Regions from separate parts of the Mus musculus genome. Here regions 1 and 3 are each linked to region 2. A link is a loop called in an ENCODE intact Hi-C map of the cell type or tissue named here. Cell type or tissue: heart. All regions are shown on one strand.

Region 1 (8,000 bases), 1.4 Mb before region 2:
GGTGGTTGTGAGCCACCATGTGGTTGCTGGGATTTGAACTCTGGACCTTCGGAAGAGCAGTCGGGTGCTCTTACCCACTGAGCCATCTCACCAGCCCCTAACTCTTCTAAATCTTAAGGAGGGAAAACATCCCATGGAAGCAGTCTGATTTTCAACTTGGCACTAACACATGACGGATGGAGGTGGGGTAACGGGCTTCCCCATTCCGCACCCAGAATTTAGTTTCTATGTTCTTGTCTCTCATGCTTTTTCAAAAAGTAAAATTATTTTTCATTCAGTATACTCTGATCATGACTTCCTCTCAGTCATCTCTAGATCCTCTCCACCTTTCCAACTACAAGCTCTCTCTCTCTCTCTCTCTCTCTCTCTCTCTCTCTCTCAAGAAAACAAACAGCCTGGAGCAGTGGTCCACCGCTTTAATCTGAACATTTTCGAGACAGAGACAGGTAGATCTCTGTGTGATCCAGGCCATCTTATTCTACACAATGAGTTCCAGGACAGTTAGAACTATGTGATAGAGAGAACTTGTCACAGGAAGAGGGAGAGGTAGAGGAGGAGGGGAAGGGAGAAGGAGGGGAAGAGAGAGTAGAGGGGCAAAGACAGAAAAAGAATAAATTTAAAAAGACAAACAATGATAAAACAAAAATGAACAAACTAAAAGGAAAAAAAGAAAAAAAAAACTAAGATTACAAAAACCCAAGACATGCACACATACACACATATCATAAAAACTCAAAACTGGAAAAATAATATGGAAGCAAAAGGCCAGGGGAGAAACGCCCTAACAAAGCTATATGAAACCAAAACAAGCAAAAACAAAACAACCAACCAACCAAAAACTCTAAAAAATATACCTTTGGGTTACTTTGTGCTGGCATCTACTGCTAGGGGTGGGGGCAGAGGACCCCCATTAGGTGTGATTCATACTTTTCAAAAATTAATTAATTATTTATTTTACTGTTTTTGAGAATGTGTGCATAGCCTACTCGGAATTCCATTATAATTGGGTAAACAGCATTTTCTTGGGCTGTGCCTTACCCTTGGAGACTCCAATTTACACACAGCTTTGGAGTCTCTTTTGTTGGAGGTGAATGACTGTATCCCCTGGGTGGATCTGTAAACTACCCAGACAACACAGAATGATAAATGACTTATTCCTTGGGGTATAAAAGGAGCTACTCCATACACTATGGGGTGAATTGAGACTGTAGGGGCACATAGGTGAACTAAATCCTATCTGGGAAGCATAGCCTGAGAACTGCCCAGACACACTAGACCCAGGAAAGAGTATAACTCCCTTACCTGGACCCCTTAAGGCAACAGACACCTAACAAATTGACATCATGGCCACACAGCAACCTGCCATCTGATAACCTGCTATACAAGCCAAGGACCAAGAAGCAGAGGACTTCTTTACTACCCCCATTCGGCTCAGCTGCAAACCCTTTGTTATTTGGCCTGTTCATTCACCTTTCACCTGTCAGGATCTGGACCTGAACCTGCCATTTTCCCCTCAGCCCAGTTCAGCCTTCACCCAGCATCTGGAACCCTCCAGCTTCATACTCAGACCCTGACTTGAACAGATTCAGCTTCAGCTTCCTCAAGTCTCTCTGTCTGCTTTGTCAGTAACACAGACTCTCTCGCAGACTACTTCGAATGCAGTGTAAACTCTGATCAGTGGCTTTAACATGCTGCTCTGTTAAGCCACATATATGCATATAGGTATACAGAGATAGTTACCCCAGCGATAGGATAGTTAACATTAGTAGCTGGGGTTGGAACTAGAGAAACTGCATTCATCGGCCAGATTAGAACTGGCTGGATTAAATGACACCTAAACTGCTGCCATGGAAACCACTGAGCCTTGCTAATTTACTGTTATTCAATACATTCTCACACTGTGGAAAGAAACCAGGTGTGGCAGTCACTCTCCTCCCTCAAAACTGAGTCAAAGGCCACGTGTAAAATGGTCTCCTAGAGAAAGGTATTACAGGCATCGATCATGTGCTTACAGCAGATAGGCTTCCTCATAGACGAGGCTGGCCTCAAACTCATTGTGTATCCAAAGACGACCGTGAGCTCCTGCTCTTCCTGCCTGAGTGCTGACAGTGCAGTCTGCACTATCACAACCGTTCCCTGCAGCGCTGGGGATTGAACCCACGCCTTCGTGTCTTTTAGGCAGTCTACCAAATGATCTACATTCCCAGCACCTCTTGTTCTTTCAAAGGAAGCTAGTAGCTTCTGTTCAGCTCGAGAAAACAATGTCTGGCAGCCAGACAGCAGTGGCACATACACTTAATCCCAACACTCGGGAGGCAGAGGTAGGTAGATTTCTGACTCAGTGGCCAGCCTGGTCTACAGAGTTCCAGGACAGCCAAGGCTACAGAGAATTTCTGTTTTCAAACAAACAAACAAACAAACAACAAAACAAAAAACAAAAGAATACTGAAAAGAATGGGTAGGCTTAGAGTTTTCAAAACCTTCTTTAATTATGGTTCTTTAAGACTTCAACCTCTGTTGTAGTCCAGCATCCACCAGAGTTAGGGAAAAAGAAAGGTTAATAGGAAATAGGGGTTGTGGACATGCTTAGAAATGGTTCTTTGGAGCTATTCAAATCTCTGTTGTCAGCAGTCTGGTCTACTAGCAAACTACCAAATCAGCAACAGCAGTCCAGTACACCAGTCCAGTATACATGGCAAACATAAATCCATAGCAGCCGCTAGGTCCAGAGGAAACCATGAGGTTCGACCTATCAGCACAAGTCCACAGAAGCAGGAAGAAGCCGCTGGAACACCACCATAAGTTCTTTGGTGCATTTTTCACTATGAAGTCACAACAAGCTAAGATCAGCGAATCAAGCAAGGCGAACCAATTGCAGGAGCACTGTCCGCCGTCTGTTGGGTTATACTTATGCTCTTTCCAAACATATGTCCCCTCAAGCATCCGCCGTAGCAAAACATCACACGCCCTTTCACTAGGCAGTTTTCAGAAAAACACCCTGCGCCTGTTCTCGGCAAAACACCGTTACATAAGACAGTTTCCAGAAAAACATCACATGATACAACTGAGTCCCTAACAAAACCAGAAATTCCCACTTCAACAAATGTCTGCTTAATGGCATTTGATTTCCATTAACAAATAAAATGCTTACTGAGTTTTCATCTCAGTGGAAGACACCCAACTTGCAGTTACCTTAATTCAGACTTTGTTGGGAATGGTTTATTTACAAGAAAGTAGCACTGTTGCCTTAAGGTAAGAGGACGGGAGCTGAGACAAGGTCTTGTTCTGCAGGTCAGGCTGGCTTGGGATTCATGACCTCCCACCTCTGCACCCTAACTTCTAGAATTACAAGGGTGACCCCCAAGACCTGCCTTGTGAGGCCCTTGTATAGACGTTAGCTGTTTTATTACATTTCCTATACTCGGTTTTCAGTCAAATATTCGATGATGATTGGGGAACAACAACAACATGGGTCATAGCAGGGCTGTCTCTTGCAATTCTAGAAGGGTTTGTGAGCCAGATACCCTCCATGCCTACACTGTTGAGATAAAGGACATGTAGGAACTTTGAATCATGTTGGCCAATGACAGAGCTTGAATTGATACCTACTCCTGAAGACAACAACTAATTTCTCTTTTTATTCCAAATTCTTTAGTCAGGGCAAATGAGACATTCAATCAGATAGGGAAAACTGACTTGAAAATAAAGGAAAGGAATTTGGTGCGAGCGCTTTGCCCCTTTCAACCAACCTGGTTTCCTTGTGTGTTGGTTATTTTGTGTGTTTGTTTATTTAAAGGTGTTTTTTGTTTGAGACGAGGTCTAACTCCAGATCCTCCTACCTTCTTGGTGCAGGAATACTTGAGAGTATCACCCGAGGAGGCAACTCCCATTTTAATTTCCTCTGTTTGAGAGCTAGCTCAGGCGCAGCACATTCTGAGTCTTCTTGGGTTGATTTTTTGTTTTGATTTGTTTGAGACTGTGTGTGTCTGTGTCTGTCTGTCTGTCTGTCTCTCTCTCTTTATCTCTCTCTCCCTCCTCCTGGCTGTTCTGGAGCACCCTGTGTGGATCAGGTTCCTCTAAACTCACAGAGATCCTCCAGCCTCTGCCTCCGGAGATCAAAGGGGTGTGCTATCCCGCCAGGCTTTGAAGATTTTGCCAATCAACCAGCAGCCGGGAGCCACGCAGCAGCAGCGGAGACAACCAGGAAGTACACAGCCCGCGTCGTCAAGGACCGAGCGCTTTTTAGCCCTCCTCCCGACCCGTAGCCGCGCGGAGTGCGCGCGAGCGACTCGCGCATAAAAGCCCGGCTCGGGGCGTCTAGGAGCCAGTGCTGCTTCCTGCTTCGGACGGAGCTGTTGGCGGAGCCGCGAAGATGGCGTCGACCAGCCGGTGAGTGCAACGGCCTCGGAGCGAGTGGAGCAGGGCATCGCGGGGCCCAGGTTCCTCCAGAAGGCCGCCGCGGGTGTCCCTTACCCACCTGAGTCATCGCCGCCCGGGTTTGACCCTGCGGATCCGCACGGCCCCGGCCTCCGTCTCCGGACCCTTCAACCGTCTTTGTGTCATGTTGATGTTTTCTGTGTATTTTCTCCCTTACGGCCCATCCAGCCGGAGGGGGCTGAAACCCCGTTTCCGAAGAGCTGGAAAAGCGACGTTCCAGGTCCCTATCGATCTGACAACCGCAAAGTTGAGAAACGTCAGCATTGGTTGTCTGGTGGCAAAGGGTCGCTAGCCCAATGGCCCCCCCAGAAGTGGAAACGAAAGCACATACGGAGACTTGATTCATTCTCCTAAAAGACCCCCTGTCCCCACCCCGAAAAGTATCATTGCGTACTCTGAAGGAGATGCTGTCTGCAGAAAATTAATTACATATGCTGGAAGTCATTTTAAATGTATTTTTAAAACGTAGTTTGCTTAATATCTACAGGAAATGCGTGTTGTGACCGCAGAGACAGCCTTTAATCTTGTGACCTCCAAAATGCTTTGCAGACCCTAATTATATCTCTTGTAACCACTATGAGGTAGATATTAGTATACTGGCATATGTGTAAACTGAGTCATGCCAGCGTGTTGACCTTTCGCGGGCCACTATACCTATTCTGATTATCCGTCCACTGGTCTCCAGTTAACACAGAATGTACAGAAAGTATCAAATTAAGTTCTGTTCTTTTGGCACTTTTTTTTTTTTTTCGGAGGTGGTTACTATGTGTGGAATTGGTAAACGTCACCGGGGGAAGCCATTATTTACAGAAACTTGGCCTTTCTGGGAACCTCCAAGTCTGCTGTTTATTATAAAAAGTGGGAGGTGGGCATAGGAAGCCTCGTGAACTTCTTGCGTGGAAGCAATGGGCAATCTTGTTTACTGATTTTATGATTTAATTAGATTAATTATGATTTAATCATTCCATCTGGGTGTGGTTTTGTCACGTAAGGCTTCCTTGTAGCGACATAGGAACCTTCAGCTTCCCCAAATACTATTGAAATTTCCCATGGGTGATGTGTTCATATGTAGGCACAGCTTACCATCTTAGGGAAAAGGAACTCCTGTATTCTTGAAACACAAGTTGTAGTGTTTAAATAGTACACATAGTAAAATCACTGGTTACAGTTTTTAAACTTTTCTTCACTTAAAAAAATCCCTTGAAATTAATTTCTTTTCTGGACAGCTAGTGTTTGATTTTGAGTTAGTGGTCTCGAATCTTCTGTCTCCACCTTGAAAACTGTGGGGTTGTAGATCTGCCCGGCCCTCATCCAGCTCTTAAGTCTGTGTCATTCCTGTTGCTATCAAGTTTTGCCAGCAGTGTGAATAGAGAGAAGTTGCCTGAGAGTTTGTCATACCTTGAGGGCGGCATGTAGGCACTAAGCATTGGCACTGGTTGGTGTTCTCGAAGAGAACATGTCCAGATTGATGCCCACTCTTTATTCCGACGTCAGTAAATAACTTTTTGGCTGCGATCTGTAAAATGAAGATTGTGCCTATCTTTTAGGATGTTGTGCACATTGAGCATTCAAAATGTTTATGGGCGGGGGAGGGGGCTCCATGGTTAGGAACACTGGGTGCTTTTCCAGCACCCACATGGCAACTCATGAACTCCTAACTCAATTCCAGGGCATCTCTTCTGTCTCTGTAGGCACTAAGACATACATGCAGACAAAATGTTCATATTTAAATAATTTGGATAAATAAATAAATAATGTTTAAGGCGGTATCATTTAAATACTCTGCAAAGTTTTTCATGTTTCCCTCTTTTAAATGTTAGGGATTGAAACCAGGACTTATATATACTAGGCACGCATCTTCCACTAAGCTCCATTCTCAGCCTCTTTACCTACTTTTGTCTTTGAGGCTGTAGTGTCAGCTGCCTTGGAACTCCTATGTACAGTTATCTGCTGACAGTGATTCCCAGCCCCTCGGCCTACTATTCCATCCATCCATCCATCCATCCATCCATCCATCCATCCATCTGTTGAGACAGCCTCACTCTAGTCGATGTATAGTTCCTAGGGTAGCTTTGACTAGGTAGCATGCCTAGCTATTTCTGCTTCCTGAATACTGACATGTCCCATCACAGCTGGCTTGATAGACTTGTTAGTAGTGCCAAACTATGTTAATCCTTAACATACTGTTAGGTTAATTTCCTGCTTTGTTTATTGAGAGCCACTCTTATTTTGCTAACATTTTACTTTATTTCTGCAGCTTTTTGATTTTTATGAAATACTTTATTTTTTTAAGATTTATTTTTTTCTAACAAGTTTGCAGAACAAGTATAAAGCAGTTCCTGTCCTCTCTCATTTTTCCAATTAGAAGACTCCAGGATATGTTTTAATGAAGTAAATAAATCTGTGATTATTTAGTGAATTTTTTAAAAATCAGTTTTCCATGTGACTTAGTTGTTGGTAGTTAGGGAGAGAGACCTGTGGTGAAGGGCACTTGTTGCTTCTGCAGAAGACCTGCACCCACATGGTAACTAGTTCCAAAGTATCCCTGGGAACTAACCATTCAGGCAGTACACCTGCACACGCGCAGGGAAAACACCTATAAGACAAAAATAAATATATCCTTAAAAATAAGTCAATAAAACACAATGTGGTTGTTAAAACATTTTGAATCGTACTAGCTAGCAGGAGAAACTTGATCCAAAACCACAGAAGCATAGTTAACTATAAGAACAGTTGATTTTGTGTTTTAGGTGTGTGCTTTCCATGACTGTAATATATAACCGTTTATTGTATCGTGTAAGTGAATTTTAAAAGAACACTCACCCTTTGGAGAACTTGTAAGATTTTGCTGAGAATCTTTGTTACTTTTAAAAGCTTGTTTTCTCAAATCATTTAAGGTTAATCAAGTTCCTCAAACTGTTTTATTGTTTGAGATAAAATAAGTAAGAAAGTTAAAAATATCATGAGCTGGGCCTTGTGGCACATCCCTGAGATTTCACCACTTCAGGAAGCTGAAGCAAGAGGAGTACTCCTAGTTTTACACCAGCCTGGGCTGTATAGTGGGTTTGAGGCCAACAGGACTACAGATAAAAAGAAAAGAAAAAGAAAAGTATTAATGTTAATAGTATCATAAATCTAAATTAATGTGATAGCTTTAAAGTTATATTGTTCTATTTAAGTTAGTTTCTTAGATTAACATGCTATAACGGATGTCATCGTTACATTCTTACAGTAGTATCTTTGCACTTATTAGTCACTTATCCTAGCCTCCATCTTCTTTCTGATTCACTTACCCCAAATAGTGTTCCCTCCTGCCCTCTCTCTTCCTCTTTTCTCCCTCCCTAAAATCACATCCTTCTCTCTTATCGGCACCTTTTTTATCAGGTCCTATATTCATATGTAACATGTCTACATATGTGTGTGCACACATGTAAACTTGAACACAACAAATTCACACAGGAGAGAAGCACGATGTCCTTGTTTTTGTGATTCTGGCTTATTCACTTGATCTGTTTTCCAATTGCGCCTATTTTCCTATGATTTCGTCTTTCAGGCTGTGTATC
Region 2 (8,000 bases):
TGCGAGGAGGCACTATTGAGGCACACACAAGTTAAATTCAAGCCAGTCTTGATGTCACGAAAAACTGCTTTTAAACATTCTCTCTCTCTCTCTCTCTCTCTCTCTCTCTCTCTCTCTCTCTCTCTCTCTCTCCTGGAGTAGAATATAGGAATCAATTTATAAAGCTTAGCTTAAACCGATTAATTTGTTGCCTCCAATCCGGAGTCCAATAAAGTCCTAGTGTTTCTCCAGTCACTTATTCTATAAAAAGATCAAGTTATTTACTGCCAATTAAGCAGCTTGTTTTGTCTTTGTCCTCTGTAAGGCGAGAGTGTGGGCTCTCCCAGGCTCCCAGCTATCTGCTCAAGACATTCAGCTGATACCTCAGAAGGGAGAAGGCGAACTTTGTCTGTCCCTAGCCCAACTTCACTGCTGCAAAGAACCGGGGTGAGGGAACGAAAGAAGGACTCTGGTTCCTTAAATAGGCCGATTTTAAACACATTTCCTCCGAAAGAGTCCCGGAACGTGTGTCCAGTGACCGCACAATAAACCAGAATAAGAACTGCACCAATTAAGCTGTAACAAAACCCTGAGACTCTGGAACCAGGACCGCTCTAAAACCCATTAGCATTGCATTTATCCGAATGCATCATACCTTTATGTAAATTGATTTCTCTGATGCATTTACTCGAGGAATTGCTTTTTGTTACAATTTCAGCCCTGACCCAAATGAATCTGCATTTCCTGCCCTAGGTCTTTAAACTGCCCCCCCCCAACGTTTTAATCGCTCCGAATTCCTTTTTTAAAAGGGAGGGGGAGGGAGGAGATTCCAAGCTGCTCCCCACCCCCATCTTTAGTGAGAGGTAAATATATATGTATATTTTTTTTGAAAAGGAAACATTACACTGAGAAAAGCATCCAGTAACCCCATTAGCTAAAGCTCTTAAGGACAAGCAATACCTTAATGCTGATTAAATCTAAAAGAGATGAATCAAGAGGACTGACCAGAAAGTGACTCCCCTGATAACTAAGGACGGGCCCTCATCAAGTTTCATTTAGAGTTGGAAAAAAAAAAAAAGAAAGCTTTTAAGTTAAATAGGCTTATACTCTAGTAATTACATAGCCAAGCAATTTAGGTCCTGGGATAGTCAGTGAAATAGAAAGCAGAGCTGGCAGCTAGAGGCAAAATCTGCCCCCCTTTAACAACGTCTCTGGTGTTTTTTAATGGAGACCAAGGGAGGGACAAACGTAGCGCTGGCCATTTGTAGTACAAAAATGGATGCTTAATTCATGTCTTGATTTTAATTAGGTGATTCACCGGATTTCTCCTGGATTGGAACAAAAGACTTATAAGCCAAGAGGAATTCTTTTTAAAAGAATCAGCAATGCCAGCTCCTGGTCACTTAGAGCTTTTCGTTCCCTGTTTCAAACAGTGTTGGGGGGGGGGTCTTGACTATCGCCCCCACCCACGCACACACCACTTCTCATCTGAGCAGCCCCTGCCTTTCCTTTAGGAACTGGAACTGCCCCCAGCCCTCTCCAGGGTCCCCACCAGCCCCGTCTCCAAGAAGAACCCTTTTGTAAGCAAGGAACCGCTACAAAGCTGGCGGCCCGGGGCTGCCCTCCTTGCTAGCTCGCAGGCCGGCCTCCGGTAGTTTCAGACTCACGCATTATCTAAGGCGACGTATTGTTTACTTGCAATTTGGGACGGTCAAGGGAAGGAAGCCAAAGAAAACAGCCCCGGCCCCGATCAGTTCCCCCCTCCCTCTCTCCCTCGTCCCCTCCGGGCCCGCGGCGTCCCCAGCCACCCCCTTACCTGCTTCTCCCCTATATTGCAACACTGCGAGAGGCGGCGGCGGCGGCGAAATGCGAGCGGAGCCGCTCGGCTTCCAGGGCAGGGGCGCTGGGGCTGGCGGAGCTGGAGGGAGGGAGGGAGTTCTCGCAGAAGCAGGAAAGGGGAGGAGGGGGCTAAGGGCTGCTTTTTTTTTTTTTTTTTTTTTTAATCGCGTGGCTCTGGGGCGGGTAGAGGGAGCCCCACGCTAAGTGGCAGGCGGCCCGGCGAAGAAGTGTCAAGTCTCAGCCCGAGGGTCCCGGTCCTCAGCCCCCGGCTGCGCGCGAGCAGCTGCAGGCTCCCTCGGCCGGGCCCGCGCGGCGCAGCAGCAGCCACTGCTGCAATCGCGGCTGCAAGTTTGGCAATGTGGCTTCACTTTGTACGCGCCCCCGCCCCCGCCGCGCCCGCGCTCCTCCTCCTCCGCCGCCGCCTTCCTCCCGCCCGCCCGCCCGCTCGGGGCCGCCGGCGGCTCGGCCGAGCTCCCCCCTCCCGCGACCTGCGGCCCGGGAGCGGCGGTGCAGGCTCGGTCCCGCGGCCGGTACGAGGACGCACGGAGTGGGGAGCTGCGGGCCGGCCGGGAGCGCTGGACCGATCGGCTGCCCCGCTGCTGCTGCCCGGCTCGGAGGAGGCGGCGGCGCGGGCCTCTAGCCGGCTCGCTCGCTCCTTCGGCGGCGCTTACACATGTGTTACTGACAGAGCAGAATCCCAACTACTCCCCGGCTCTGCCGCCGACGTCAGCGACCCTCAGCCACTGGGCGGCCGGATTGTTCAGGCGGAATAATAAAACCTGCCAATCCGGGGAAGGACAAAGGGTGACTGAAACGAGACTCGGGGGGCGGGGAGCGAGGCGGGCGGCTGAGCCGGCCGGGCCCGGGAAGGCGGGGGGGGCCCGGGGTCGGGGCACGAGAAGGGACCCGGGTGGCGCGGGGGACGCGGCCAGCGAGCGCGTGCCCAGGCTCAGGACCACACCTGCCTGCCCAGCGCGCGAGGACGCGTGGAGCCCGCCCCCGCAGGGCCTCGGGGATCGCCTTCCCTGGCTCAGAGAACAGACCCTCGGGAAACTTACTTTCCCAGAAATGGGTCTCTTCCTGTTAGGGTAGAGGATTCATTCTGCCGGAGGGAGGTGCAAAAGCGGGTGTTTTGTTTAATTCTTCGGGTTGCAGATTTCAAAACCTTAAGCAAAGTGGGAAGTAGTTCCTACCTAAGTACTGCCAGCTTAACCCCATCTTGCTCCCATTAACCCCAGTGTAAACTGGAAGGAGGAGGCATTTCATAGATGCTTGTCAGTTGCTGGTGAATGCAAATCACACCCTGGTTTTCAGAGATGAAGGAAACTTTATGGGCAAAGCTTTTTGCTCACCATTCTGCTTCAGTGTAGAGGGTGTGATGCTAGCTCCCTCGTAGCCCCCTAAAGCGATGCGAGCATTTGCCAGACCTGCTGCTAGCTCACGACCCTGAAAAAAGACTAGTCGTTTCTTGTACAAACCAAGATTTGAGGAATGCTAGCTAGCTTCAGAGCCTCTTTCCAGGGCCAGAGCTCAGCCTGGATCCTTGAACATCAAGTTATTCAACTTTACTCTGCCAAATAGGTTTAATAAATCTCCGATCTGAGGTTAATACTAGGGTTGATTATTAATAGTAAGTTCCAGAGAGATTTTTCTGTTGGAAATTATCATGGAAGTGCAAAGCTGTACTGCTAAGTATCATTAACTAAAACCAGTCTTGTGGGAGAAGCTTGGAAGAAAGGAAGTTGAAGAAAAATCAGGCAAAAAATCTACAGTCCTAGCAGCTGTGTGCAGAATTTTGGTTCTTTAAACTGCCAAAATTAGGGCAAAGGAATAAATATTGCCTATGAAACCAGGAAGAGGGTGGTTTTAATACCAGTTAAAAATACTCATTTCTGGATTCTAGCTCCTTGAGTTCCTAACATGCTACAGTTAAAAATTATTTTTATGGATTTGTATTTAACGTTGTGTTCTTATGATCATTCACCTTAAAAGCTTTTTTATTAAAAAAAAATCAACGTGATAATAATTGGAATGTCCTATACAGACAACAGCTGCAGAAGGTCATGATGAAAACAGACCAATTTAGGAAAGAGGTTTTTTTATTATTATTATTATTTTGTCCTAACAAAAAACCCAAAGCAAAGCAAAACAATAACCTCAAAGGAGGAGAGGACACTTTAAGATATAAGACATTGTAATATCTGGGTTCATCTCTGACTCATTACAATTTAAATCAATCAAAACTAGGCAATCAGGGATTTTTTGCTTTTAAGACCAGATGCAGAAGTAGATATACTTCTGCTTCCCCTCTGAGATTTCGGGCCTGCACAAGATCTTCATGGCTACTGTTGTATTAAAATACATCATATGGGAAGATTTCCATACCTGTACAAGCCCCTTATTGTACATAAAAAAAAAAGGTCTTTATTTTCTTTTCCTTTAAAATGATTTAAAAAAAAACAAAAACAAAAACCAGCACACATATCATACAGAATCATGGTGAGTTGTGGTATTTCCTAAAGTATGAACATGAAAATGAATATGTAATTCTAAAATGAAATGTTGTAAATTAAGGGGGAATGTGCTCAGGTATCACTAAATGACTCTCTAAGGGTCTGGGTGGTCTTTGTGGAGGGAAGGAAAGGGGAAGGGTCGGAAAGATGGGACTTTGAACTTTTGTCTCCAGGCTACCCCGGGGCCTAAACTTTTAGAGGTGGTTTTAGTGTTTTGATTCGGATTGTGTGTGAAGTCTGCACACACACTCCAGTAAAGTGGAATGGGCGGGGATATATTACCAGAAATCTTGCTTCACTGTGGTTACAGAAGCTCAAAGGTTGTAGAGGCTAACATCTTTGAGGAGTAGGAAGGGAATGCAGTCACTGTAATCAAAATTCAGGTGTACTTTAACCACAGCGCCACCTCTGGGTAGTCTTTATTTCTGCATCCTTTACTCTCCAAACATCCCTGTCTCTTCCAGGTAGCAGCAAGATTCCCCTCTGTATTCTCAAAAGCGCCTGGACTGAGAGAAAAACCAATGCCAGTCTGATTTCAGTGATCCTAAACACTCAAAAATGCTATACAAGTCCCTGCTGGAGAAGGGTACATATAATACAAGTGTTCAGACCATTATAAAAATAGCTCCAAGAAATCATTGTAATGTAAAGTAAAATTAACTCATTCCGAATACTGTTGCATTGTGTCTGTTGGCCTGGGAAGACCTGCTGATGTCACCATTCAGCCAGTTATCTAAAATGAGACATACAACTCCGGTACTTTTTTTTTTTTTTAAAGAAACACAACCCGTTTCAGGGGCTTTATTCAACATAGGAGCCGAATGGATCCCAGATAAAGCCTTTGCTTTCCCTACTTGCCCTGAAATTATTTTTCTGTACTTCATCTTCTCAACTAAGGTCTTACTCCTGGACTTTATAGGCAGGAGTTGAAGATAAGCATCTAGCTCTTTGATGAGGAAAAGGAGAAGAGATTGTGCCCTTAGAAGGCCAGTGCAAAGCTGGTTTCTGATTGGAGGCTGTTTAGAAAGGACATTTTACAAGGATGATTGTCCATTACTCTGCCATCAGAGAGATCCTTAGAACTCCAAAGGTCCAGTAGAGTTGCCATAGTGAGGGAACTAAACACTAAGGTAGACTAGCTGGTGGGTTGCGTTTCTCTAGGCTGGGTGTGCGGCACACAGTGCAGTAACTAGGACCCAGGAACGCTGAAGCTTGTAAGAATAGGAGTTAAAACTGAACAGGTTTTGATACTGCTCATCCGTGCCTATTATCCCAGACACTTGGGAGTCTGAGGAAGGAAGACCGCTTGACCTGGGAAATTTGTAGCCACCAAGACCCTCAAAAGGGGAAAGAAGAGGAATGAAAACAGGAAGAAGGGAAAAGCAAGGCGGGAACTAGGGAATATAACTCAGTTGGTCGAGCGTTGGTACCGCAGGTATGATCCGGAGTCTCGTACCGGGTGTGGTAGCGCACGCCTGCGGTCCTGCGGCTCAGAAGGAGCTCATGGGAGAATCAGAAACTCCGGGTCATCCTCGGCTGTGTAGAAAAGTCCAAGACAGCTTAAGCCACATGAGATTTTTGTCTCAAAAACGAACTGTTTTGAAAGAAAGAGAAGGAAAGGGAGGGGTGAGAAAGAACTGTTTCACGTGATAAAAGAAGCAGTTGCTTTATTCCAGCATTTAAAAAAAAAAAAAAAAAACTCTCAGTGATTATATGTGGTAACTATCCCACCGAATTATTTAATTATTTATGCTACTTAGTTTTAGATAGAAAGACCTAGCCTAACGTGTATCTTATGAGGAAATTAAAACCATAGTGAAGAAATTGATTTTTATTGAAATGAAACAGAACATGGCTGAAGAAAACACGAGAGTGGCCATGTTGAAACAGCACTGAGACTGTTGTAATTGCACACATAATTGAAGATAGAAGTTGCTTTTAATTTTTCTGTTTTGTCAGGACATTGTGAAGCTCGTAGCAGTGACAGGGAAGGTGGGAAAGGTGATGGGGAAAAAGGGGCAGGCATGGGTTATTTTCACGCCAGTCAACTTTAATTAGAATGGTTAAAAATAAATAAAAAGACCCTTTTCCCCCATGTTGGTGTTTATAAGGAGAGCAGAACTTTAACTACACCCCAAATCTATTGGTAAATCTTCATTTAGGAATATGGCCTTAGTGACGATTTCTTTGAAGTGACGATGTCTCCAGACATATGTAAGTCGGTCAACAATCTCCAAGCACAAGTGATATTCTGCAAAGCAATTAACAGACTATTTGCCTGAGTCTACCGTGTGCTCCCTCAGACCTTCTAAAGCAGTGGCCCTCAACCTTCTTAAAGTCCCCCATGTTGTGGTGACCCCAACCATAAAATTATTTATATTGTTTAATTAATAATAGGTACAAAAACCAGTGTATACATGAGGCAATGTGTATGTACCTGAGTCACTACTACTGAGTATATTAAAATTATACATTCTGTCAAAAACAGTGATCCTATTTAAAATCAATTACCACCTCCCCAAGACAAAGGAAACGGCTACTTATTGAAAAAGGAACTAAAACCATACAATGTAATTCATTTTACCTTTTGTTATCTCTGTTTTTGGTAAAAAGGAAGGCTAATAATTCAGAAATCTTGAGCAATCTAAACTGCAACTTCTGTGTCATTTTTAATTATAGTCTTGATGTAATTAAGTTTTTTTTTTACTCTGTAGTTTTATAATGAAATGTGTCGTTTTAAATATAATACTAGTTTCTATTTGCTCACCAAAGAAACTGATGAAAATATGAGAATATTTATTCATAGTAATGAATGACTCTGTTGGAATTAGGGGAGTACAATCCATAGCTGTCTGTGGACTTGAAAAACACACATTTCTACTCTATATAGCACTATAAATTTTTTCGAATAAAAAAAAAGAACAACCAGATATGGATTTTTTAAAATAATAAAATTGGATAACTCAATTGGCTAAAATGTGTTCCCTCCATGCAGAGGCACGCATTATAACGTCATCACTTATATTTCTCAACATAAATCAAATTTCATAATAAAATTGTTCTTGATGAATCACCACCGCTCCTTCTCCAGCTTCAGAACATTCTGACAGAGAAAGCGAATTTGTTGATCTCTCTGTATGATAAGAAGTCACTGGAAATATATTTCAGACTTTTAGTCTAAGGTGATTAAAAAAAAAAAAAACAAAAACAAAACAAGAAATTTTCTTTAGAATGAAATATTCAAGTGAAGCCATTCTCGAACTTAGGGGAAGAACCGAATAGTGCAATTGACTTTATTTTCTGCATTTCTACAGAGCCATCTGCTGTGTTCTCTGACAATAAGGCCAGGCAGAGTCATTATAGAACAATACCATGGAAACAGTTCGCTTAAGCCAACGTTAACTTAAACAACACTACCTTGAAGATATGTTTGTTCAGATCATAGGGTTTAAACATCCCAACATCGCACCCACATGGCTCACCCCCATTCTTATTGCTTTCTCTCCGCTGAGATAACAGTTCCCACCGCACTGGAATTCCTACTTACTGCTGGTGTCCGGTAGTAAATCCTACACATTATTAGAGTATCTGCCTGTTATCAGTCCAGTCAGGGGGTGAATTATTGACTATAACTCATGGCTGGGAAGACTGCACGTGACACTCCAGTGA
Region 3 (8,000 bases), 910 kb after region 2:
TGGACACTCTTTGAACCCAGGAAGCGGGTGGGTGGAGGAATGTCGCTATTTGTTTTATGATTAGCATACCTTGGAGCATTGAGTCACAGAGGTCACATTCCCAAGCCTGGGCCTAAAGGCCTAGAATTTTGTTTTTACATTATACTTTCAGCTCCAGCTGCTCTGCTGTGCTGCCCAGGTGAGGTCAAGTCCTGCTCTCCTGGTCTCCTAACTGCTGCAGCCAGTGAGGGGTGGGGCCAGCTCTCCTGTCTGCCATAAAACTCTATCCTTAGTGTACTTCTACATTACTAAAACCATACTTCAAAGTCAGTGTACTTGTTTTCCTTTTAAATGGACACATTAGTCTTTTCAACGTCTTTCATTTTCTAGTAATTTTCAACACATAGCTTCCAGTCAGTAACTCTCAGAGATGAGTCTCATTAATGCAGGGAATTGCTCCCATAAATCCTTTTTGTTCGTTAAAAATAAAATTTGCTGGCATTATTGAAACTGTTAACGGCAGGTTCTTACCAGACCTAGTCACTGTTAGCGATGAGTGACAGCAGTCAATTACTACATAGTCTTCCTTTCATGAGATCTCCATTCTCCAGAAGAAAATGGAAGAGATAACATATAAAATTCGGCATCTAGTTGGGAATGCTGGAGGGCTAAGGAGAGAGGAACAGGTGGAAGTTGGGCAATGCAGACTTGTATTAGGTGGTCCATGAAAGCCTTCTGGTAGGATTATCAGGCTAGCGAATCATGATACTCTCATGATTATCCTAGCGAGTCTCAGATAATCATGCCGATATCTGAGAGAAGTGTCTTATAGGAGAGATGGGGCCTGAGACCTGCTACAACTGGAGGGAAGGACAGGGATGCATAGGACTGAGAGGAGTGGAGAGGTCTCAAGGCTAGAGGGCACTGTGGCATGGGGGAACTTGGGAGGCACTGATCCTGTGAGGCCAGATGCATAGACTGCAGTTCATGATATGGGAAAGCTGTGGCTTTGTGCTGCTCCCTTATCAGGAGCACTCTAGGTGCTGTGTGGACAACGGGCCAGAGAAACCCATGGGTGGGGATGGAAGCAGAGGCCAGCTGCTGTCTTAGGTGAGCAGCCACCATCTCTGTAAGCAACTTCAGGTTCTGATTGTGTTTTTATTCTGAATTAGCAGAAGAGGCACATGGGATCCTTGGGTTGGTGACTTCTTACTTTCCCTCGTCCCCTTAGTTGCCTCATCCCTGCTTTCCCAGTGGTGGCACTTCAAAGCTCAGGCCAACTCATTTCTATTTCTCCCTTTCTGAATCTGATATAAAACACCAAGGTTTATTTTATTTTATTTTATTTTTACTGTGGCTGATGAGTGCAAATCTCTTTTCCTTCTAACTGGTTACAGCCAAGGTTTCCTGTATCCTGCAGACTCTAACACTACATGTGATATGCTTTCTTTCTCTTCTTTTATCTTTTTCCAGTTTTCTTGAATAACTCACTACTGTGGTTATTTTAACAGCGTAGGCAGCAGCTTTGGTTGCTTTTCTTTATTCCTTATTACTCAGCAATTCTCACTGCATCCTCTGTAAGTTTTTTCTGTTTCCCAAGAGAGACCGAGAACAGCTTAAGAATGCTTAACATGTCTCCTTTATCACAGAGCTTTTTACAGTGCTCTTTTAGTTAGACTATAGCTGGATTGGGCCAGGGAGATGGCAAGGGAGTGCAAGAAACCACCTGCTGCAAGAGAGTGTCAATTGGGGGTTGAGGTGCATTATGGGCAGTGAACATGGAGAGAGAGGCCCTGCCTCAGCAGAGCCCAGGGCGATAGCCCACTCCTGAAAGCTGTCCTGCCTCCACCATCATGGCCTCTACCTGTCCACATGCACAGATACATGCACAAAAAAAAAAGGGGGGATTTAAAAAAGAAAGCAATGGGACTGATTTGAATAGGAATTCTTATAGTTACATAGATAGGAAATCTAATTAATTCTTTCATGTAACACTATAGTTGTTTATTAAATACAATAATTAGAAAAAGGCAGTGACAGACACATCTAGGTCAAAATCAAACATTTAAAATATCAAAATGTTAGTTTCTTTGTAAAGTGATAGTTTTGGACAACTGCTAAATTGGGGAGAGGACTTCAAGGATCATTTTATCCTTTTTCATTCAAGGATAAAAGAATGAGTTTTTATGTCATAAACCATGTGACATTCGTGATTTATCTCTTCTTGCATTGTTATAACATCGTAGCAATGACTCTTGCATTGTAAATTACTTACTAGGCTGAGGAGAAAGTCAATATATTGAAGTTCCAGTATCTAAAATTACATGTTTTTATTTTTAAACTCCCACCTTTTCTGCTTTCAGTTACAAAAACCTCTTTTGGCATTTACCTACCATTCTTTGACAGCCATAATCAGGTAAAAGCAGCTTACATATATGATTAAATATGCTGAGAAGTGATAGTGGGAAGATAATAAAAATCTTTATTTTCCACAATTAAGTCAGTACTTGGAGAATTGCCTTCAGAGAACGATCACTCTCCAGGGAGGAGTAGCATGCAGCTCCCTGCTGTGGAATGAGTGTGTCCCTTCCTCCCACTAACCCTCAGTGTGTAGGCACTTGGAGTGGAGGCCTTGGCAGGCTGATTGGGTTACAGGAGTAGAGTCCTCATGATGAGATCTGTGTCCTTACAGGAGGTAGGTGAGATCTTGCTTCTTGCTCAAGTGAGAATACAGCAAGGAGGCTTCCAACCATCTGTAAGCATTAGGAACAGACAACTCACTAGCAGCCAGATTGGTTGATTCTTGAGTTGGGTCTTCTGAGATTCTAGAAATGTGATAAATATGTTTCTGTTCTTTAAACAACTCAGCCTACGCTACTTTCTTATACAAGGCTGAATTAAGACGTCTATTACCAGTCTATCCATGGCTGCTCATGTACCCAGCATGTCCATATTGAATGTCCCAGGCAACAGAGAGAAGAGCTTCAAGCTACTTATGCAGAAGGTGCATATTGAAGTGGCTTGTTGTTTTTGACTGTGGAATATCATTCCATTGTATTGAATATGTAATCAATTTTCCTGCTGGTAAACATTCAATCTACTTGCCATTTTTAGCTATTATAAACAAACTTGCTATTTATGACTTTCTTATAGAATATTTCATAAACATGTATTTTCATTTTCCTCACCTAGGCGAACAGCTCCCTATGGAAACTCCCTAAGAAGCACAGCATCTGGCTCTGAAGAGCTTGTACTAGCCATACTGAAGGGCCGACAGTTCAGCTCCTAGCTGACATTTCCCATAGCTACCATTTTACTCTATCTACTAGAAGTATGCGCTGCTTCGATATGCTGTTCATTTTTATATCTCTTCCTGTGGTGGAACCTGAGGGAGTGGAGCGGAGGAACGAGGCAGACTAACGCCGCATGCAATAGCCAACTTTATTCAGAGCATCAGACAGTGTATACCCTGAGTGCTAAGAAAGGTCACTTGAGTATATAAGAAGGACAAGGTGCACGCGGCAAAAACATGTTTGTTTGTTTGTTTCCCATAGAGGCAAATAAATGGATAATAGCCAGTTGTACAAAAACTCGGACGTAAACTCACTCCTATCTACTACACCTGGGAGGTGCATGAAAACATTCCAAGAACAATGACAAAACTCCCAAAATCTCATAAGGAAAACAAAACAAAACAAAATAAACAAACAAAAAACCACTACTAGGTCCTACCAAGATCTCATTTGGCCGGTTCAGCAGTTTAGAAAGCACAGCAGCTTTATCTAAGGACTTAGGAGGACTTGAACGACATTTTGGAGAACCTGCTGACTATGTTTTTAAAGAAGAAAAACTCCTGTGGGGGATAATGCCATACACTGGAAAGGTTTTTCTGTCTTGGGTTTTTTCAAATCCTAGCTACAAAAAAGGGCAAAAGCAGGGAAGTCATTTTTCGATCCAGTGTCAAGAGACTCGGAACGGACCTTCCTTCCCTGCTAGGATGAGAGCGGTTGAGATTTTCGGTCAGCGACGCACAAAAGCTACGCCTTTTCTCAAAGCTAAAGCTTTTGAAAAATCTCACTAGAGAAACCAGAGCAGAGACAACCCCCCGCCGGCCACGCCCCCTCACTCCCTCCAATCACAGCAGGAACGGCGCTCGCGCTCTAGAGCTCCCGACCAATTAGCTGCGTCGGAGCGGGCCGATGAGGGCGGGGCGTCCGTTTCCACAGAAACCGCAGGCCGGTTACTAGCAACGTTGAGCTCCAAGGTGGACGCGCTCAGGCCGCCGCTGCCTGTTCTGGTGACTCGTCAGCTTCTCTCCCCGCGCTCCCTGCCCTTCCCTCTGGCCTCCTACTCTCTCTGCACTCTCCGCCTGCTGCAGTGACCCAGGGCCGGGCAGGCCTCAGAGAGGCCTCCGGCCATTGTAGGTAGTGGCGGCGGCGGGGGATGACGTCAGGGCGACGGGCGGACGGGCGGGCGGGCGCGAGTCTGGGGTGGGCTCTGAGGGCGGGCCGCGCGTGACCCTAGGCACCCGGAAGTGAAACCCGTGGTGCCCACCCCTCCTGAACAGTATGTGTTTGGTGCTCAGGTCCTCACTGTCACCCAGAGGAAAGCGGACATTGTGCCCCTGCTTCCCGCGGTGTGGTCTCGGGGCGCCGGGGAGAAGTTAGCGGGGGATAGGGTCCCTGCAGAGCGAGGGTCCGGGTTTGGGGGTGTTTCCGACATAGTGTTTTCCTAATCTTGAGCTCACCCGATGCCAGTCCAGTTCTTGACGTACCCCGAGTCATGTCCCCTGTCTCTGGCACTGAATATGTCAGTTGAGTAACCTTAACCTAACGGTGGCTGCTATTGGTGACCCTAAAGACCAAGTTTCTCTGTCACGCCATGGCTTACAAGGGTGTCAAATGTTTGAGGGTACGAGTGCCTCTGGTTTAGGTAAAGGATCAAACTGTAGAAATCGTGCCTGTTTGTAAGCTTTACTTCATACCTTTGATTAATGGTGAGACCGGCCATATTTGTAATTTTTAATAGCAAAGTATTATTATTGCTGTTTTCTGCTAATTCTACAACTGGTGTATATTAATAGTTTTAGTCTTTGCTTTTCGAGCGTCTCAAGATCTGAGCAGATAGCCTCATTTATTCGTCACTTTTGTTAACTCCATACAGACAAATGGGAGTCAGGATGAGTATAGAAACGATCCGTTGCAGGCCACTGATGCCCCCAACCCCCACCCTCTGGTTTAGTAGTTCTCCATTTATGACTGCTTCAGCAATGACTTTCTACAAAGAACAGATAGGTCTTCAAGGTTGTTCTGTAAAATCAGTTCTGATCAACTCAGGCTTGTAAGTAAATTTAAGGTAGGTTGGTTAATTCAGGATAATTACTTTAAAAAGGAGAAAGTGGAAAAAACGTGAAGATTGCTGAGCTGCCCCGCAGAGTGGGCCAGATGGCATCTAAGTTTAAAGGTGGGATAAAGTAAGATGAGTCCAGGGATTCTACTTCTTGCTCAGTGTGTCACCGTGACTCTAAACCACCCCTGTTGCTGTCCTTGATGGTCATCCGTGGTCCTAACATCTGCAGTATCCTGGGATCTTTAACCAGTGGCCTCTTCTGTCCTTTCATTGTACCAGTCCTCAGTTTCTTTCCGTGACACTTGCAATCCTTGTGTATCCACTGCATTTCTCCAATAACATCTCCTGGGCTTTCCTTAGAAACCCTTGCCTAATCATTCCAAGCCTCGGTTTGTATTCATTGCCTCTTCAGTCCTGAGGCCTGCACTACGATGGGGGGCTGCTCTGTCATCGGTGGCTTTCTGACCTCTATGCTGGTCTCCAGTCCTGTCATACGGTGTCAACCCTCAGCTGCTCTCCGTGGTCCCTTTACTCCTTGAAAACCAGAGCCATGTGGAAAACTCCTAACACATTACTAAGTTTAGCTACCACTTAAGGTACAGCCTTGGCCTCCCTGAACCACCGCTTCCCAGAAGAGTTCACCTCAGCAGTGCTGGTCACTTATTAATTATAACTACTTTTGCAGCTCAGGCCAACCAGCATCCATTGTAAAGCAAAGATTTTGTTTCAGTGCTGCTGGTTTCCTGTTGACTCTTCAGCCCCAGCTGACCAGAAGCCACAGATTCTTATTCAATTAACCTCTCTGAATCATAAATGTCACCCTGTTCCCTCACTCACACCCAATCATTTTGATAGCTTTTATTTAGAAATCTGTTTTCCTGCTTTGGTCATTTTTGCTTATCTATTTCTAAGTTTCACTTTTTTTTTTCCATAGTGGAGTCTAAAATGCTATGCAATTATCTCTTTGGTAAGTTTTGACTAGTTTCCAGAATACAGAGAAAAAGCATCTTTCTTACATCTACTTTCTGTTTCTTGCTGAGTATTTGAATTTTTGGATGTTATTTTAATAGAATTTGCATGCTGTTGTTTGAAGTCACATGATTTTGATTTTCAGGGATTGGTGTTTAGCAAACAAACACTTATGGAATTCTATGCTTTCTCGTCAGGGAGAGTAGTTTTTAACCAACATTTGCCTAAACTAGTCTAGGTGCTATGATCTTTTCTAATGCTATTGTTCATGAGCATCCATCCCTTAACACACTTACTGATCAAAATGGAACACAATACTGTGGTTATAGCTACATCTGCAATGCCATTATCACCCTTGACAGGTTAAAAAAAATCATAATACTGATGGTGACGAATTTGCTCAGACTTGTGTAGGATGGGTCACTAACAAGTTGTACAGAAATGCAATGTTTGTCAGTTAGCCATGCCTTGCACATAACTGAAAACTTGGGCAGAACACTCAGTTTCTATTAGAAAAAAATGCCTTTAGTGAACTGAAATGAGAGTATATTTTATAAAGATGGGATATTTTATAAATGAAAGAGAAGTGTAGCATTTGGTTCGGCAGGCAAGCATTTTTATAGTAAGGAAAGCATTATATTTGTTCATCTACTTTTGGTTCCAGAATTGTCATAACACAAAACAGTGAGATGTCTTCAGACATGTGCAGTCTTTGTCTCGTAGAGTATGACTTCTTATAACTTCTGTGAGAATATGTGACACTCACCTACTTGTCTGCTTTGAGTTGGGAATGATAATATCGAGGAAGTCTTTCTTAGATCCCATCCTGCTTTCCTTTCTCTTCTGTGATAAAATGCCTCAACAGAGCACTTTTAAGAGAAGAACAGTTATTTGACTTACAATTCAGATTGTAATCACTCATCCTTGTAGCCAAGACAGCAGGAGCTTGAAGCAGTCAGCCACACCCACAGTCAGGACAGGAGGGAGACTGAATGCATGCATGCATGCTTCTCTTTGCTCTCTCTCTTTTATTTAGGGCTCAACCTATGGTATAGTGTCACCTACAGCCAGCATGTTTCTTTCCACCTCAGCCCAGCTAAGAAAACCTCTGACAGGTATACCCAGTAGGCAGCCCAATTAAAGCTGTTCCTCATTGAGACTGCTTTGTTAGAGTTCTAGATTATGTCTAGATGATAATTATCTACCACGGGTCCCTATTTCTGCCACACTTTTACCATTTAAGATGTAGTTAATATTTGTAGGTGATGAAGCAAAAAAAAATTGCTTTCTAATTTGTGATAAAATTTTTAGAATAGTGTGTGTGAGTGTATGTGTGTATGTGTGTGTGTGTTGGCATGTGTACCAGTACCCAGAACTCAATACATGAGAACTCACTTAAATTACTGATGCTAAATGATTTTCATTTTATGAAATATTTTCTAAGAATGGAAGATTCTTAACCTCTCATGCTGGTTTTAAGTTTTTCTTCTAAATATAGAAACATCTTTCTTTTAACCCCTAGAAAGGTCAGTCAAGAGTTGGATATGTGAAAAGCAGTCGTTGGCCATGTTTGTTGGGAGTGCTAAGCTTTGCATACTTTCCAGGCATTCCTGAATTCTCCAAAGCTTGTAGGTGCTTAGGATTCAACTCTAAATAAGACATTCTTTCTTGAGATCCCAGCCTGTGGAGAGAGAAATATTTAA

What was found. Peaks named below come from ENCODE experiments on the same cell type or tissue, not always from the same donor. Only the 100,000 strongest peaks of a DNase experiment are listed, where the experiment ranks them.
Region 1: it touches region 2 in a loop (5-fold over the local background); 4 of 42 quality-filtered maps call a loop at or near these places.
Region 3: it touches region 2 in a loop (8-fold over the local background); 4 of 42 quality-filtered maps call a loop at or near these places.

Annotation. Positions count from the first base shown.
Region 1 is chr3:142,760,900-142,768,899 of GRCm38, forward strand. It overlaps Gtf2b (general transcription factor IIB), which reads left to right and starts at 4,348. Exons shown (of 7, transcript NM_145546.1): 1 at 4,348-4,389. The coding sequence starts at 4,373. In heart, no CTCF peak of the experiment used is centred here; a DNase peak (open chromatin) is centred at 4,272; H3K4me3 peaks cover 2,507 bases; H3K27ac peaks cover 1,466 bases.
Region 2 is chr3:144,203,025-144,211,024 of GRCm38, forward strand. Lmo4 (LIM domain only 4) reads right to left here and starts at 2,231. Exons shown (of 5, transcript NM_010723.3): 1 at 1,796-2,231. In heart, a CTCF peak has its summit at 4,733; DNase peaks (open chromatin) are centred at 1,877, 2,197 and 2,547; H3K4me3 peaks cover 3,414 bases; H3K27ac peaks cover 3,411 bases.
Region 3 is chr3:145,114,384-145,122,383 of GRCm38, forward strand. It overlaps Odf2l (outer dense fiber of sperm tails 2-like), which reads left to right and starts at 4,206. Exons shown (of 17, transcript NM_001162538.1): 1 at 4,206-4,399. Gm40163 (a long non-coding RNA gene) reads right to left here and starts at 4,030. Exons shown (of 2, transcript XR_867692.2): 1 at 3,960-4,030; 2 at 2,439-2,732. In heart, no CTCF peak of the experiment used is centred here; a DNase peak (open chromatin) is centred at 4,178; H3K4me3 peaks cover 1,900 bases; H3K27ac peaks cover 1,877 bases.